Linked DNA regions of Mus musculus: region 1 is linked to region 2. A link is a loop called in an ENCODE intact Hi-C map of the cell type or tissue named here. Cell type or tissue: left cerebral cortex. All regions are shown on one strand.

Region 1 (8,000 bases), 61 kb before region 2:
TGAACAGATAGTTTGTTTTTAAATTTTAACCAAAAGTATACTTTGTTTCTGTTGCTGGGTTGTCCTCCTTGGCAACACTTGAGCCTCCCCGCTGGCTCTCCCTTCCTTTTGCCTTCTGTCTTGATTTCCTTTGGGTTCTCTGTTTCTTTCCTGCTTCGTTTAGGTTGGATGGGGTTTTACTTGGTTTTATTTTCATAAGTCTGTGTTTTATCGTGAAACCATCTTTCAGTACTTGCCCTAGGTCCGCTGGCATCCTGTCTCACTTACAGTCTCACACTATGTGGATCAGCTCCACTTTTTCTCCACAACAGTTCAGGGATCTTAAACTTTCTTAATTGTGGTCACTTGCTTTTGCTCTAGTGGTTATATAATTGCTTACAACCATTGCCATGGTTATATCATTTTTAATTTGTCTTATCTTTAGGCATTGCTCATCACTCCGCTGCACAGTTTGTGGCTGTCTGGGGTTAGACATACATTGGCTCACCGTTTCTGCCTTATTGCAGTTCGTTGCTCTTGGCTGTGCATCCTGTAGAAGTTTCTTGGATAACAATGCTTTTTGATTTAGATTTCCTTAATTTATCTTTGTTTGCTCCCAAATACATTTCTATTTGCTTTTGGTTATGAAAGTTAGCTTTGCCAGCCATACAGGCAGAAAGTATAATTTGCTCCCAGTTTTTAAAAGACATTTCCCCAGGATTTCTCATCTTCCAGGAAATCAGCCATTAGCCCATCATCCATCACTGGTAGCTAGCTACTCTGCCTTTTTCCCTGGCTAGTGACATCTTAAGTAGTAGTCAGCTATGTAGTCTGGTGAGGACCTCTTTTATTTAGTATCCACTTGGCTTCCCAGATTTAGAGAGTCTGGAAACTTAGAGGAGAGATCACCTCTCATGCTGGCTCTCTGTCTCCAGCCTCCCTCTCTCTCTCTCATGGTGTGTCTCTTCTCTGTTTGCTTGCAGGTTTGTGTATACTTTCTATACCACCAGCTCTACTTCAACTGCATCTGATTTGGTATCAAACTCACTCATTGAGCCTCTTATTAATTGCTATTTTTTCCTTGATTTATTTTGCTTTTTAAAAATATGACTAATCATAATTTGGTGGTTTTTAAAAAAATTTTTTTGAAGTCTTTTCTTTCTCTGAACCTGTGTGTTTTTCACTCTGCACTGAGTCTGTCTGATGCCTGCAGCCTCTGAGAAGCCGAGTCTACAGTTTGCTCTGCCTCATTCTAATTCAGGGTAGGCCTAGATTCTTGTATGGTGTGTGAATTCTGCTTTGCTTTGTTTTGTTGTTTTTTTTTTTAATTGTGAACTGAATTTCTGGGATCTCTGTGAATGAAAACACTTTGAAACTTGGATAAAATTCATTATTCTGAAGATGTATTCCATTTGCTTCTTCCAGATGCTCCTCAGCTTCCTATTGTTATATACATATAGATAGATAGATAGATAGATAGATAGATAGATAGATAGATAGATAGATATAGATATAGATACATATAGTTATATATACATACATATAGTTATATATATATATTTATACATAGTTATATATATAATTTTTTATTTCAAGTAGAGTGAGTATGAGCTGGAATTTTCTAAGGGTAATTTCCCCCTCCCCTCCCCCTTCCATTGCTTGCCTTTGCTTATGGTCCAGGGGAAATTTTTTCTTACCCACTGTAGATTCCTCTTCAGAGTTATTGGCTTTGGCGCTTGTATCCTGCGTGTAGACATTAAGCATTCTTTGAAAGCACAACCTCCTTGTTGATTATCTAACACACCCCCAATAGCCATTAGCTCCTGCCTCCTGCTTCAGGGTTAACTGAACCCTGTGTTCTAGCTTTCTTGTCCCTTCTGACAGTTGTTATTATCTTAGAGTTGAACCATCCCTTGCCTCCAGCTCACGCTGGTGTCTTTCAGGGCCCTTTGTGCGTATACCACATCCTGACAGTAGAAGTCCTCCTGATTTCAGAGCTGAACTATCCAAATGGGAAATGATAATGGCTGACTTAGATCTTTTTCATGGTTATTTTTTAGTTCCGTGACATTGCCTTAATGGCACAGGAGACTGATTCTCACTTAAGGACAGCTAGCACATCCTTGACTAGAAATCAAAACTCTGAGATGCTTCAGTATGGCCACTAAGAAATTTTCGAGTTTTAGAGAATTTTGGGTCTGGGATTTCTACAATTAGGGATGGTTAAATGTCCAAGATCACACAGATGTCCCCAAGTCTGAAAAGTTCTAAAATATGATACAGTATTGGTTTCTGGCATTTAAAGTGGTTTTCATAACTATTAATATTTACTTTTAGAGGACTTTGTGTTCGTTTTTGATCCACTGAAGCAGTGTTATAAAAAAATCTATAAGGGCTGGAGAGCTGGCCCAGGAGTTAGGAACACTTGTCCTTGCAGAGGACCAGAACCTGATTCCCAGCACCTGCATGGCAACTCACAAGTATTTATAACTCTAACCCCAGGGGGATCCAATGCCTTCTTCCGACCGCCAGTCATACAGACGTACATCCAGGCAAAACACCCAAATACAAAAGTTAAAAGAAAAGTAGCATATAACTAAAATCGTTAAGAATAAAGCTCCCACCCATTCACTTGCTTTTCAAGAAATGCTGATGGAGTTCTTTATCTTTAGGTTTTGGGGAACAGATAAATCATGAATTACAGATGCCTACCCTTGTTGAGCTTAATCCTAGTTAAGGAGATAGACAGATAACAAGATAAAAATTCTGGCAAGTGTGATGAATGTAACTGGGAGCAGTCGAACACTCACAGGAAGATGGGAGTTATTTTTTTCATATTTTAAAGAACAGCTCTAAGACTGATTGGAGCTCTGCTTATATTAAGATGCATCCAAACTGTTAAGTAAACATTGTATCACTACACCGTAATTAATTCTAACTTAAAGTAGAGATTAATATGTCCATTTGTAGAAGTTAATAGATTGAAACAGTGAGTGTTTTTATAGATCTCTGGGCATCTCTACTGAAAACACAATAAGACACTGAGAAGATGGCTCAGAGGGTAAAATGTTTGCCACACAAGCATGAAGACCTAGAACTCATGGAAAAGTGGTGGGTATGTGTCTAATCTACCCCCGAGGGTGCAGACACAGGCAGGTCCTTGAAGTTCATTCACAGGCCACTCTACCCAAATTGATAACGCTTCAGGTTCAGTGAGAGACCCTGTCTCAGAAATAAGGTGTAAAGAGATTGAGAAAAGATACCCGATATTGACTTTAGGTACATACACTACACCCCCCACACCCCACAAACACACACACACACACACACACACACACACACACACACACACCAATTAAATAAAGTATCAATTTCAGTAAAACACCAACTTTATGGTAACAAAATTAAAGATTCCTTGAGTTTAAAAAGCTAGCATTAAATAGGAAAATACTCATTTCTACCCCTCAACCTCCACAAACCCAGAGACAAACAAAATATTCACCAACCACTAAATACCCTAAGGGCCTAATTGTCTGTTATACTCAACTCACTGTATTGGTTCTGAAAGTCCCAACTGGTGAAGATATAATAGGCTATTCATTCCTTTAGTACAAAAACTGACAAACAGGTCAGAAGGAAGCAGCAGAGAACAAAGGGAGCAGCGAGTCCTGGGGTGACAAGCAGCAGGCACCGTTTCTAAAGGACCACCGTTAACCTGGCGACCACAGCTCTGCAGACCAATAGCGAAGGGCCATTTATAGCTCAGTTCCCACGAGGGCACAACTGTGCTCTGTACAGCACGTCGGAGGGGGACAGAGAGTTTATTGTTGAACAATGGTAGTGGCTCCCCGCAGGAAGTAGGGTGAATGTCTGGGTTAGCGGCACTGGTGACTTCATTGATCTGACCTGGGTAAGGATCAGACAGGACTCTGAACAGGAAGAGTTGTGGGTGGTTTATTCATGAGAACTGTGCTTTTTATGGGTTTTGCTTTTTTAGTAGTGAAAGCATTACCCAAGATGTTTCCTTGCTTACTGTCTATCCTGAGATTTTTGTTTCAGGGAGCGAACTTGATGGGGAACAAAATATCCACCTTCCTGTAAGGACAAAGGGTTTCTGGGAAGCTGCCAGTCACTGTCTCGGGTTTGAATTGTAAAAACCAACAGACGCTTCTTCGGAAAGGATTCTGTAAACCTTTTCTGTTGTTGTTTTTTAAGTTAACCAATAGTCTGCGAGAAAGCAACTGTTAACTCGTTTTGTTATTTATCTGTGTTTCCCAACCCGTGTGCCGAGGGGCTCTGGGACAGCGTGTTAAGTCCGAGGGCAGCTCCAGAGTTGGCGGCATACATTGTCCATCGTGGGGGACACGCCTGTAGAGCCCTGTGCCAGTATTAGCCGGAAGCAGGTCCTACTACATCAGCATTCAACTGCACCACGTTCTCTTGATGACCTCATCTCAATGCTAAAGTGAGAACAGGAAGGGAGGGTGGTGGGGTCTATGCTGACGCCACAGCCTGATGTTCTGCAATACTAAGAGATACAGAGATGATCTCGTAATACGTTTTTACAAGGTTATTTAAGAAGGAAATAAAAGTAGTGCTTTTTACTGTATAAGTGTTTGTCCAACAGTGACTAAGTCATTAGTCCATAAATAGTTATATTGTCTGGGGTCAAATGACCTAACAAACAAATAGCACCATTGAGCACTTGTATTATAACACAGGCACTGTTAAGTACTTACTGGTACTCTAAGAGATTTACACGTTATTTGGGAACCTGTAATGTGTGTTCCATCCCATGGACACCCACACACAGTTTTGAATTTATTATTTGCCGTTTGCTTCACATATTATGGAAGTCGTATAGAATATTATTTAAATTTTGTAATAAACAATTTGCTTTTACTTGACCTTCCATATTTTTAAGCCAGCCCTCTAAGGACTTGCCGCTCTTCCCCTTTCGTCGGAGGTCTGGTCAGACTCCTCGCACAGCCTGCTTGTTTAGATAGCCAGTATCCGGCAGTTCCATGGGCTACACCCCTGGAAAACGATTCCCAGGATCAAAGAACAGGGACTTTCTAATGCCTGTATTATCCAGATGGAGGGTGTGCATGCCAAGCTGCCCCTTACAAGACATTATATTGATTCCTTTCCCTTGAGAGTGTTTGAGATTACCTCAGCCAAACCAAGGACTGCATTGGGGAATTCAGTCATTGGTGCTCAGGGTTGTGAACCAGCCAAAGATGTCCCTCCTTCCCAACCACGGAGTAAGTGCAAGGCCAGTGAGAAAGCTGGCTGAGTCTGTGCTGGCCAGAAGTGCGCAGAGCCTCCAGTTCAGGAACTGCAGCAGGAGCTAGCGGTTGCTCAGAGCAGCATTTGAGAGTGGCCACACAGGAAAGAGGAAAGCCGTTGCTAGGAAACTTCTCCTTTTGGCTCATTCCAGGCTTATCTAAACAGGACCCTCCTCCACAGGTTGCACTGGAGAACAAGGATGTAGCTCAGTGGTACAGTGCTGTCTGAGCATGACAAAGCTCATCATTTGATCCCATTACCAAACAAACTCAGTGTGAGTGGAACATGCCTGTAATGAGAGGCAGAGAGCCAAGGTCTGGGTCCAGGGAGGTAGCTTAATTACATGTTGCTAGCTGTCCATGTAAGCCTAAGAGCTGAGTTCAAGTCTCCAAGATCCTTAAAAGCTAAGCATGGTAACATGAGCCTATAAGCCCTGTGTCAGGGTCAGAGAAAGGGAGAGATCCCTGGGGCCTGCTGCCCAGTCAGTCTGGCTAACTCAGTGAGCAACCCTGTCTCTAAAAAGAAAATTAAAGAGGGCAAGCAGTGAAGACAGCACATGACACTGTTAAACTCTGGCCATCACACACGCACACACACACACACGCACACACACAGAGAGATGCACCTCATGTGCATGAACACAGAGAGAGCACACACTGATACACACAGAGACATATACAAACAGAGAGATTAGACAAACACAGACACATACATACACACACATATGCACAGAGAGACACACACATACACACAGATGCACCTCATGTGCATGCACACAGAGAGAGCACACACTGAGACACAGACAAACATATACATACAGATAGACAAACACAGACACACACACATATGTACAGAGAGACACACACAAACACACACACAGATGCACCTCATGTGCATGCACACAGAGAGAGCACACACTGAGACACAGACAGACATATACATACAGATAGACAAACACAGACACACACATAAGTACAGAGAGACAGACACACACAAAGACAGAAAGGGGCTTATCCAAGGTCATTTTTATGGCCAACCTTGACTTCCTGACACCTTACCTCACCACACACACACACCTATGCACCACATGAATGCACATGGAGACATACATACAGAGATATAGACACACACACGTACAGAAAGAAACAGACAGATACACACAAAGACAGAGTTATCAATGGTCATTTTCAAGGCCAACCTCGGCTACCTGAGACCCTGCCCCATCACACACACACACACACACACACACACACACACACACACACTTCACCCTGTACTGCAATTCCATTCTACCTCCGTAAGATGAGACAAATGACCCAAGACAGGAGTTGACGTTGGGGATGCTTTTGGAAGGACAAACTTCAGGATAAAGATCAAGCAAGATCTTTTCCTCTGCAGTCCCCAGCATCTGTGTTTCCATCTCTGACCAAATATGCATCTCTTTAAATATTTAATTGACTCCTAAGCTGATATTTTCAGTTCTGTCTCAAGAAGGAAATGTGTTATGTGTTTTAGGCTTAGAACATGGAAGCTATGTGTATATCTTGGAAATGTTTCCGTTTTAAGAAAGCTCTGAAGCCCCTTTTCAGCCCTTTAGGAGATGAGCCATCTTGTACAGCTTCATCTCTTTTCAGCCCTTTAGGAGATGAGCCATCTTGTACAGCCTTGTACAGCTTCATCTCTGGAACGTCCTGAGCACATAAGCGTTTGTGGGCGTGGGCATTTCACAGGATGCTATATGCACTGCCCCCCCCCTTTTTTTAAGAAGATGAATATCCACCTTTTCTCAGTTTATGCACAGAGCTGACAAGATGTCTCAGTGGGCAAGGCACTTGGCGGGAGGGTGTAAAGCTGGATGCGGCGCCCCAGCTGCATGCAGACCCAACAGTCATGGCAACTCAGCTCTAATCCTAGAGACAGGGATCCCTGGAGTGACCAGGCTTGCTTGGGTAGCCCAGTCCTCAAGCTCCAAGTTCAAGTGAGAGGCCCTGCTTCATTATTAGGGATGCAGATTAATAGACAGGACAGTTAATATCAGCTTCTGGATTCAGCATGTGTGTGCTTGCATGCATCCAAGCTCGCCTGCACATGCACCCATGCATGCAAATGTGCACACACGGACAACAAAAAGACATTTAACATTTTATAAGTTTTCCTTTTAAAATTGTGCTCCAAAATCTCTAAAACCAAATGCCCACCCAGTTGATCATGAAAAGATGAGTGGACTCCTTCAGAGGCCCAGTTGACTCTAAATTGAAATTAAAGCTAGTGGATAGGCTTCAAAGCAGGCTGACTACAGGAATTCGGGTATACACTTCACTTCCTCACCCTTACCTGGTTCTCTCTACGCAGACCCACCCACTGGTCCCACCCTTCTCAGAAGGGAAACAGAGGGCTGCTGTGGTCTGTCCATCTGTCCATCCACGATCTGCCACAGAAAAGGCCTCAGCTCTTTGTGTAGAGAATTTTGGCGCTGAGAAAGTCTTCCTGTGCCCCTCTTGCTCGAGATGGTTCCCTGGGGATCCGCATTGGAGAATCCTGCTAAAGTCTGAGTTTATCAGCATCGTCTTAGGTGGCTGTAGGGACAGAGGAGAGTGTCTCCTGCCTTGTGACTTGTACTCAGGAGAAGCAACAGAATTTCTCAGGGGCTTAGGAGAATATGAACGTTACATCAGTTTTTGTTATGTTGACTATCATCATTTTCTTTGTCATTTTTAAAGATCCAGGTCTCC
Region 2 (8,000 bases):
TAGTGTGGACTGAATAAAGATTGCCTCACTCAGTGGTCAGAGTGAGCAGATGGCATACTCCCAAGAAGCAACATAGGAAAGACTAAATGATTTTTTTTCTTTTTAAGAGCAGAAAATGTAAAACTTAAATTCAGAGCCGGGCGTGGTGGCGCACGCCTTTGATCCCAGCACTCGGGAGGCAGAGACAAGTGGATTTCTGAGTTCGAGGCCTGGTCTACAAAGTGAGTTCCAGGACAGCCAGGACTATACAGAGAAACCCTGTCTCGAAAAATAAAACAAAACCAAAACAAAAGACCAAAAAACCCTTAAATTCAAAGGGGGGGAGGGTTGTTACTATTGTTTGTTTGTTTGTTGTTTGTTTTTAATTTGGTTTACGTTTTTCAGTGATGTAAGTGGTGGAAAGAATCAATGTCAGCAAAAAAACAACAACAAAACAACAGGAAGTTAAGTTGGATCTAAGATGACTGTAGCGCCTACAGAACATCAGCTAGACCAACACAGCAGAGACTGACCAGAGGAGCGGGTGTTCCCAACACTGTCAGCTAACTTGGTGCAGCCATGTTAACAATAGGATTGACCAGAAGCCAGGTGGCGATGTCCCTAAAGCCAAACCAGTGCTGAGGCAAACAGCACCAGAGGAAATCACCCCGAGATGCCCGGGGCCTTAGTGCCAGTGCTGGGGCCTGGGAACAACATGAACTCTAGTTCTTCTACAGATTTTAATCTGGAGTTCACAGATGCATAGAGGACCCCTAATAGACTTGAAAAGGTCCTTGAACCTTTGATTACCACATGGAGCAGTTTTGTGTGTGTTAATTTTTTTCCAAGGAAGGAGTCATCAGGTTGTAAAAGGACCTTTGATAGGAGAAATGTTAAAACATTATTTAGAGTGCCAGGCTAATTTTCTGGCCGTGTGATACATTGCACTAAGTGGTCTGGCACTCCCAAGTCTTGGACTAAAAATGAATTCTTAGTGCATGATCTCACTGCCTGCAGGGCAGTTTGATTCTGCCCTGGCATTTGATGGGACTTGTTAGAGGATTCGGAAAGGCAGGATGTTGGTACGTTTGAGGCCATTAAACCAAGAAGGAAGAAAAATATATTGTGGAGTTGAATTAAATGCTGAATGGCTAAGGACATTTTTTATGGTCTTTGTCAACACTCGGAAGGAAACCCTGCTTAGAAACAAGTGAGTGACAAACCAGCTCCGTCTAGATGCAGCATGTTGGGTAAACAAGTCGTCTTTCCAAGAAACGCCGCTTCAGTCATGCTTTGATAGTGGAGACCGGGAGGGCTGGGATGCTTGTGTCTGTGATTATAACTAGTATATGACCTAGAAAAGCATCCAAAGGTCCTTTTCCATATGGAGACCAGAGTTCCTACAGCTCTGGTGTCAAATGTGGAAAACAAATGAAGGGTGTGTCCTGGAGGCCCTGATCTATAGGAGAGATTCTATATAAAATGAGGCACAGCCCTCAAAGTGCCTCTCTCTCCAGGCCCTTGCTTTAAGTCTTATTTTTGGTCTTGATCATTAATTCCCATTACAGTAGATGGACAGTGGTGATGGTTGCTCAACCAGAAATGTACTTAATGACCACTAAACTGTTTATCTAAAATGATGAAAATGGCCAATTATAAACTCTGGATACTTTATTATGACAAAAACATAGGATAATACAGAGTGGCGACGGTCCACTTATCTTATGTGAGAAGATTTCTGTGCAGGAGAACTAAGCGTTCAGAATCTTGTCAGTGGCCAGTCTCACCCAGAGAGATCCTGAGGGCCCTGCCAGCCAGGGAAGAAGAGAAAAAGGACAGGCCAATTTCTGTGTCAGTAGGAATAATGAGCCAGGTGAGAAATCACAGATGATAAATAAAGTAGAGACGAGGATGGGTAGATTGATGTGAGATGTAAGGTGAAGATAGAACTGACAGCCTGTACTGAGGGCCTAGCCAGCAGTGAGGAGCAAAGATGGTTCGTGGTTTTTTCTGCTGGAGCAGTTGGGTCCACGGTAGCATCTTCTGTTGACATGCTGCCTCATGCCTCTCTTACCTGCCGCTCGCCTCACTTGTCTTTAAGGGCTCTCGGCATGACTTCCTGTAGCCTTTCCTTGCTTTAGCTGCCATCCTTGTGTGGCCCCACAGGGTCAGCTCAGAAACTTGTGAGTGTGGGATCCGGATGCTCAACTGTGTTGCCTGGATGGCACGAAGCAAGCCAGTCTGCAGATGAGACTGAGAGGCTGTGTGGCTCTCAAGAAAGGGTCAGAACTGTGCAGGATCTCTGTTGGCTTCTAGAAGAAAGATAGCAGAGGTCTTAGAAGACTGCAAATCTTAGGAGGAGGCAGAAAGATCTCTACAACTTGACCAAGTACTGAAGCTAGGAGGAAGAGTTAAGGCATTGTTGATGACCATCCAAGATCCAAGAAGAAACATTCTTCATGAAGTTGACAGAAGCCCCTAAGAGGTATGCCTGCTTGCAGCCCACAGTGAACTTGATGTCTGGCTGTGTGATATAGTATCCTTGAAGTCACGTGGGCACTAATACCCCGATGCCATTTGAGAACCGACTCTGCGGATGTTTTCTGGGTGGGCGTTGCCAGGGCTGATGATCCTCTCTAGAGGCTGGATTTCAGGATGAGATTGCTATTATGGGTTTTCCCTGTGATACTCAGCAACCATGGACCATATGCTTACAGTTACTCCTCGAGGGAACTCTGACAAGATGATGATACTGCTTTTTCAAAAGAAACTACAACAGAAGGGGAAGTGGGGGGACACACCTCTAAGTTGTAATGTGCTTCACAACGCATGAGCACTAACAAACTAAGCAGTCGGCTTGTGTACAAACTGCCATGGCATCTGCTGCTTTGCCACCTTGCTTTGCTGTTTTACTGAGTACACAGAAAAAGTGAACACCATTTTTTTGAGGAGGGGAACGTACTCTCTGACTGGTAGTGAATATCAGTGTTGTGTAGGAAAGAGGTGGCTGCTTCCTTGGGTGAGCCTGGGTAGTCCCTTTGTCCAGCGGTGTGCCCTTAGGTAAGGCACTTTGAGTGTCCGAGCCAAGGTTCTTTTATCCTCCAAGTGGGCTAATAACACTGAAAATCCCTAGCTCAGTCCCTAATAGAAGTTTTCAGTAAAGGAAAATCACGGTAGTAATACAGACGCTGTACCCACAGACTGGTGTCTGTTAGTTACAGAGTCAATGAAAGTCTAGGAATTAGTTCAGATTAGCTAGTTTTCACTCATTTGTTTTTGGTTACTTCTCCTTTTCTTATAACTCTTTTTTCCAAATCGCTTGGTGACAAATAGTTCAGGTTGCAACCTCTTTTAGGATAGGATAGATAACATCTGAATTTTGCTATATCTGGGAACATAAACACCGTCCTTGGTTGTTAGACAGAGTGAATTCAGGCTCAGGAAGAGAAGGACCGATGGTCTGAGCACTGTATCCCAGAAACTGCATTCCAGCTACAGTTCCACAGACAGAACAACTAGGTCCCTGCACCTGAAACATGTAAATGGCATCTCCCTAGGGTATGTGCCTGTTCGTGTGCACCTGTGTGTGTGCTGGTGGTTGTCTGTGTTGTATGTGTCTCTCTCTGTCTCTGTGTGTGTGTTCAATCTTAATTCACTTTCTCCATCTTATTGAAGTGCCTTTATCTCTTCCCCCTTTTTGCTCTGTGATAGCACAGGGCACATTTCCTTGTGTTGCTTTCCCAGGGCAGTAGAAGACACAAGAGCCCCAAGATTTGCAACCCAAACATCTCCAATCCACATCATAAGTGGATGTCTAAATTCTGTCTGAAAGATAATTTTTAAATTCATATTTATAGATTCCAAAATTTAATGCCAAGTGAACCCATTACTTGTTAAAGCTTTTCTGGCCACAAAATCGTGTCCACATTTAGTCCTTCTTGGTATGAGTAAGGACTTTAGAACCACTGTCAGTAAATCTATAGCTAATATTTTGGCAGAACATTTGAACTTGATCTTGCTTAGTAGCAAATAATCTCTAAATGTTTTTATTTTTGGAATTGAACTTTTTGTTTTCCGATCACTGTCCATTCTCTAGGCACTCAATCCAGAAGTGGGGAATGCCCCTGTGTAAATGGGGATTCGTCTCAGTATTAGCCCTAAAAACCAGTAAGCTGGTTTTGGACAGAAGTGGTAGCCTGAACCTAGAAAACTCACCTTGACCTCTCTGTGCAGCATCTCTGCTGAGAAAACTGTTGCTGATTTGTAGAGAGCATCCACCACTTCAGGAGATAACATTGATAAAGGAGAGAGAAGGAGAAACTTTTAATCCCACAGCCAAGGGGTGCCACCGTGCATGGTTGTTAGCGTGCATTCAGGCTCAGCACAGACATGGACCGATGCTCTGAATACTTTATTTTCTATCCTTTGTGTTACCCCACATCCTGGGAAGGTGGGAAGGAGCAATTAGGGAAGGAATTTAATCTCAGGAAGACACCAGAGAATCAGTGCTGGGAGTGAGAGGAGCCCTGAGCTACCTCTCTGTCTTGAAGAAGTGATTCTGCTCGTATGAGATCTATGTGTGGGTGAAAATGCCTCCACCTGCCGTCTCCTGGGGGAAGTAGCTCATCACATCCTCTTAAGCCCACTAAGACCAGCTCAGCTAGGAGTTAAGCTGTCGGGGATAAAGAACGCAATCAGCCTTGCCTATACAACTTTCCAGAAAACCCAATCGTTTCGCAGCTAATTGGTACAAATGTTCCCTTGCCCGCTGTTTACAGCTGGAGACCCTCTTGAACATTTTTATGTAATTAAACACCATTTACTCTTCCTACCTTAAAAATGCAGGTCCTGCCGACTCTTTCTTTTAAGTAAATTTAAGATTACGCAAGAGGGAATTATAGACAGATAATTTCCCACATTTGCAGTACACTACTTTATTTGGAAATGAATGAATAGAAACCACTCACACGTCTACTTCTGCAGTTCCCCCTGCTTCTCTTAACAGTAACTATGAAGAAAGGAAAAGGCGGTGTTGTCATGCTTGGTGTAGCTGTACCACAGCACATCACCCACTGTTTCCTGAGAACTGTCCACTGAGCCACTCTGTGTGTGGAGTCTTTGGAAATCAATCTTGTTAGAAAATGCAGTCGAGGCAGGAAGCGTCCAGCACTCCCGTATTCACCGTTGTTTCTAAGAGGCCAGGAGTTCAGAGCGCTTACTGGCTGAATGGGGGTGATATGTGCTATCCTGTGGGCCACTGGGCCTGGAAGACCTCCAAAAGAGCAGTGTCCTATGGTTGTGTTGTCCGCTATCCATGTTTAGCTATTTAAATTTGACTTAACTTAAAATCAATTGCTCATTCTTAGCAGGTAGACTCTAGGTACTGGGTCGCCACACTGAGGCTGCTGTGCTGTGCTGTGCTGTGCTGTGAATGCTGAGGTCCCCATTATCATAGAAACCTAAATTAGTGGCCCCAAGATTTTTAAGAGCATCCCTTGTGACTATAGCATATAGTTAACACAAAAATCCTATTTACCAACCTGCTTGAGACTAGTGGTCAAATAGCAATCAGATTGCTAGCAAGACACCATGCAGCAGTATGAATTTGTTTGACTATACCAGTTGGTGAAATAATGAAGCACCAGAGTTAACAGAGGCTCGGTGCTCTAAGCTCTTCACTATCTGCTGAGGCTATTTCCCTAAGGTTCTCGGGCCCTTCTTCAGTCATCGTAAAGTGAGGAAGCCAATGACCTGGAGGGTCACAACACTGCAGGCCAGATTGGTGGCTGGTGCTCTAGGTGTCATGGTGCCTTGACTTTGAGAAGGGGACACTTTCTAAGGGTCATTCTGTAGGCTCACATACCACTGTCATGGCCATGACCCAAATGACAGAACTATCAGCTTCAACAAGACCTCAGACATCATCATCTCATGACCCAAGAGAGTCACTCAGCTAGTTTGTGACCAACTGAGAAATACAACACTTAGTCTGGTATTTATTTATTCACTCATCTATTGGCTACCTCTTTCTGTGTCTACTGTAAAATGGGGATTATTAACCTTAATGCCTGGCAACATTGTTAATAAAAAGCAAGATGTTTCTCAACCTTAAATGTATGTCTTATAATTTGAAAAATCCCCCCAAAATCCCCACATATTCACATATATTCATATACATATTTTTTCCACCTCATTTAATCCTAAGAAGAACCTGTGTGAAGAGTTAGGCTCAGAGGCAGAGCACCTGTCCCACATAAGGAAGCCACTGTGACACAGAGGGCTGTGTCTCTCCGGACTTAGGAACAATAATCTCTTGTAAATGTACGGCAATACAAGCATGTGGCATTGCTAGCTTTGGGCCTGTGGCATTTTGCAGTTCAGGAGTTAGCGATGTTGGAAGTTATGGCTTTGCTCGAGTGGTGCATTTTTTCTTTTTTACACTTTGATAATCTGCCAGTTGCACAGACTTTGGTTCGGCATGGGCGGCTTTGAAGTATATTTTTAAAATGAGAGAATCCAGATTTGTAATTAGCTTTGCAAATGCTAGTTGTACAGTTTCAGCATCCGAGGAGCTCCTGCTAATGTCCCTGTTCCTAGTGGCAGCTCTGTGTGATTTTTTTTTTATTCCCTCTCCGTCCCCCAAGCAATTAGGAGAAACAAAGTCTGCTCTCTGAGGATCACTTCCTCACCTCTTCATTTGTATAAACTATGAGCTTGGTGACCTCACCGAATTAACGATATACCTGATTGCAACAAAGGACAAACCTTTATAAGCCACTCTACCCTCTTAGGCTCCTAATTCAGGACAAGGTTCCCTGAATTATTATGAAGTCACAGTGAACAAATAATCTTCTTGATACATCTTTGTTCTTTTGGGTTTTTTGGGTTTTTTTTTTTTTTTTTTTTTTTTTTTTTGGTCATTGTGATGGGACAACCCAGACTTTTATGTAAGATTGCTGGAAGAGATGAATTTTAGTTCACTCTCAAAATAAAATCAAAAGTGCTCACACCCTGTCTCCTCATATCTTAGCTATGTTATTGTGTGTGCTGGACTCAGAAGTTGAGTTTATAGATAAGAATAGAGTTGTTCCGTTCCAGGAACACTGGGAGCAGGAGAGATGGTCCTCCCCAGGGAGGAGCACAAGTCCCAAACAGACATCCCTGAAAGCATACATACAGGTACCATTAGACGGACAGAATGGGTTATATTTAGGGATGTGTATGTATGTGTGTATGTATATACATACACATGTACACATGGAATAGCATTTAGTGAAAAAAGAGACCATGAATTTGAGGATTTTGGAGGGGTATGCGGAAGGCTTTGGAGGAAGGAAAAAGAAGGAAGAAATGTAGTTATAATATCCAAAAATCTTTAAATAATTTTTTAGAGAACAAAAGAAGAACCGTGGTTCTGCATCCAAAGTACCCAGGTTCAGTTCCCAGCACCTACTTGGAGGCTCCCAACTGTCTATAACTCCAGTCTCAGGGGATCTGACACCATCTTTTGGCTTACGCAGGCACTATATACAGGAGGGCTGCATGCACATGGTGCATTGTTATACATTCAAGCAAACACTCATACACATAAAGTAAAAATATATAAAATCTCAAAAAAAAAACCCTAAAGAAAAACTTGTGAGGACATGCTTGAAGCTCACATCACCAACGTGGTCGCTTGTTAGCTTTCTAGAGACCCAAGAAATGGTCAGAAACTCAGGCAGCCTGACACTCAGGTGACCCTCCGTGTGTCGCTTGCAGTGACAATGAAGGAAAACAACTGATAAGTCCTCATTTGAGAAAAACAATTGAAGTGTTTCTATGAAATATTATAATACTACAGGGATTCAAAAGTGTGTTTTCATTAACTGTAGCAACATTGCGACATGTTCTCTCTTATGTAACTCATATTTAATTTCATATTTAATAATTAAATAAAAACCCTCTATGTTTGTGTACCAAAAGAATACTGGTCCACAATCCAATTTTAAATCCAACACCTTTCAGGGTGTGGAGTGTGT

What was found. A loop is a pair of places that touch in the nucleus more often than their neighbours do. Peaks named below come from ENCODE experiments on the same cell type or tissue, not always from the same donor. Only the 100,000 strongest peaks of a DNase experiment are listed, where the experiment ranks them.
Region 1: it touches region 2 in a loop (1.9-fold over the local background); 3 of 42 quality-filtered maps call a loop at or near these places.

What each region holds. Positions count from the first base shown.
Region 1 is chr4:32,347,662-32,355,661 of GRCm38, forward strand. It overlaps a transcript of Bach2 not described here. Among named protein-coding and RNA genes, the nearest start is that of Bach2, 66 kb to the right of the region's middle. In left cerebral cortex, no CTCF peak of the experiment used is centred here; DNase peaks (open chromatin) are centred at 3,883, 4,395, 5,360 and 7,016; H3K27ac peaks cover 1,065 bases.
Region 2 is chr4:32,408,686-32,416,685 of GRCm38, forward strand. It overlaps a transcript of Bach2 not described here. Among named protein-coding and RNA genes, the nearest start is that of Bach2, 4.7 kb to the right of the region's middle. In left cerebral cortex, CTCF peaks have their summits at 594, 4,600 and 6,578; DNase peaks (open chromatin) are centred at 4,595, 5,044 and 6,456.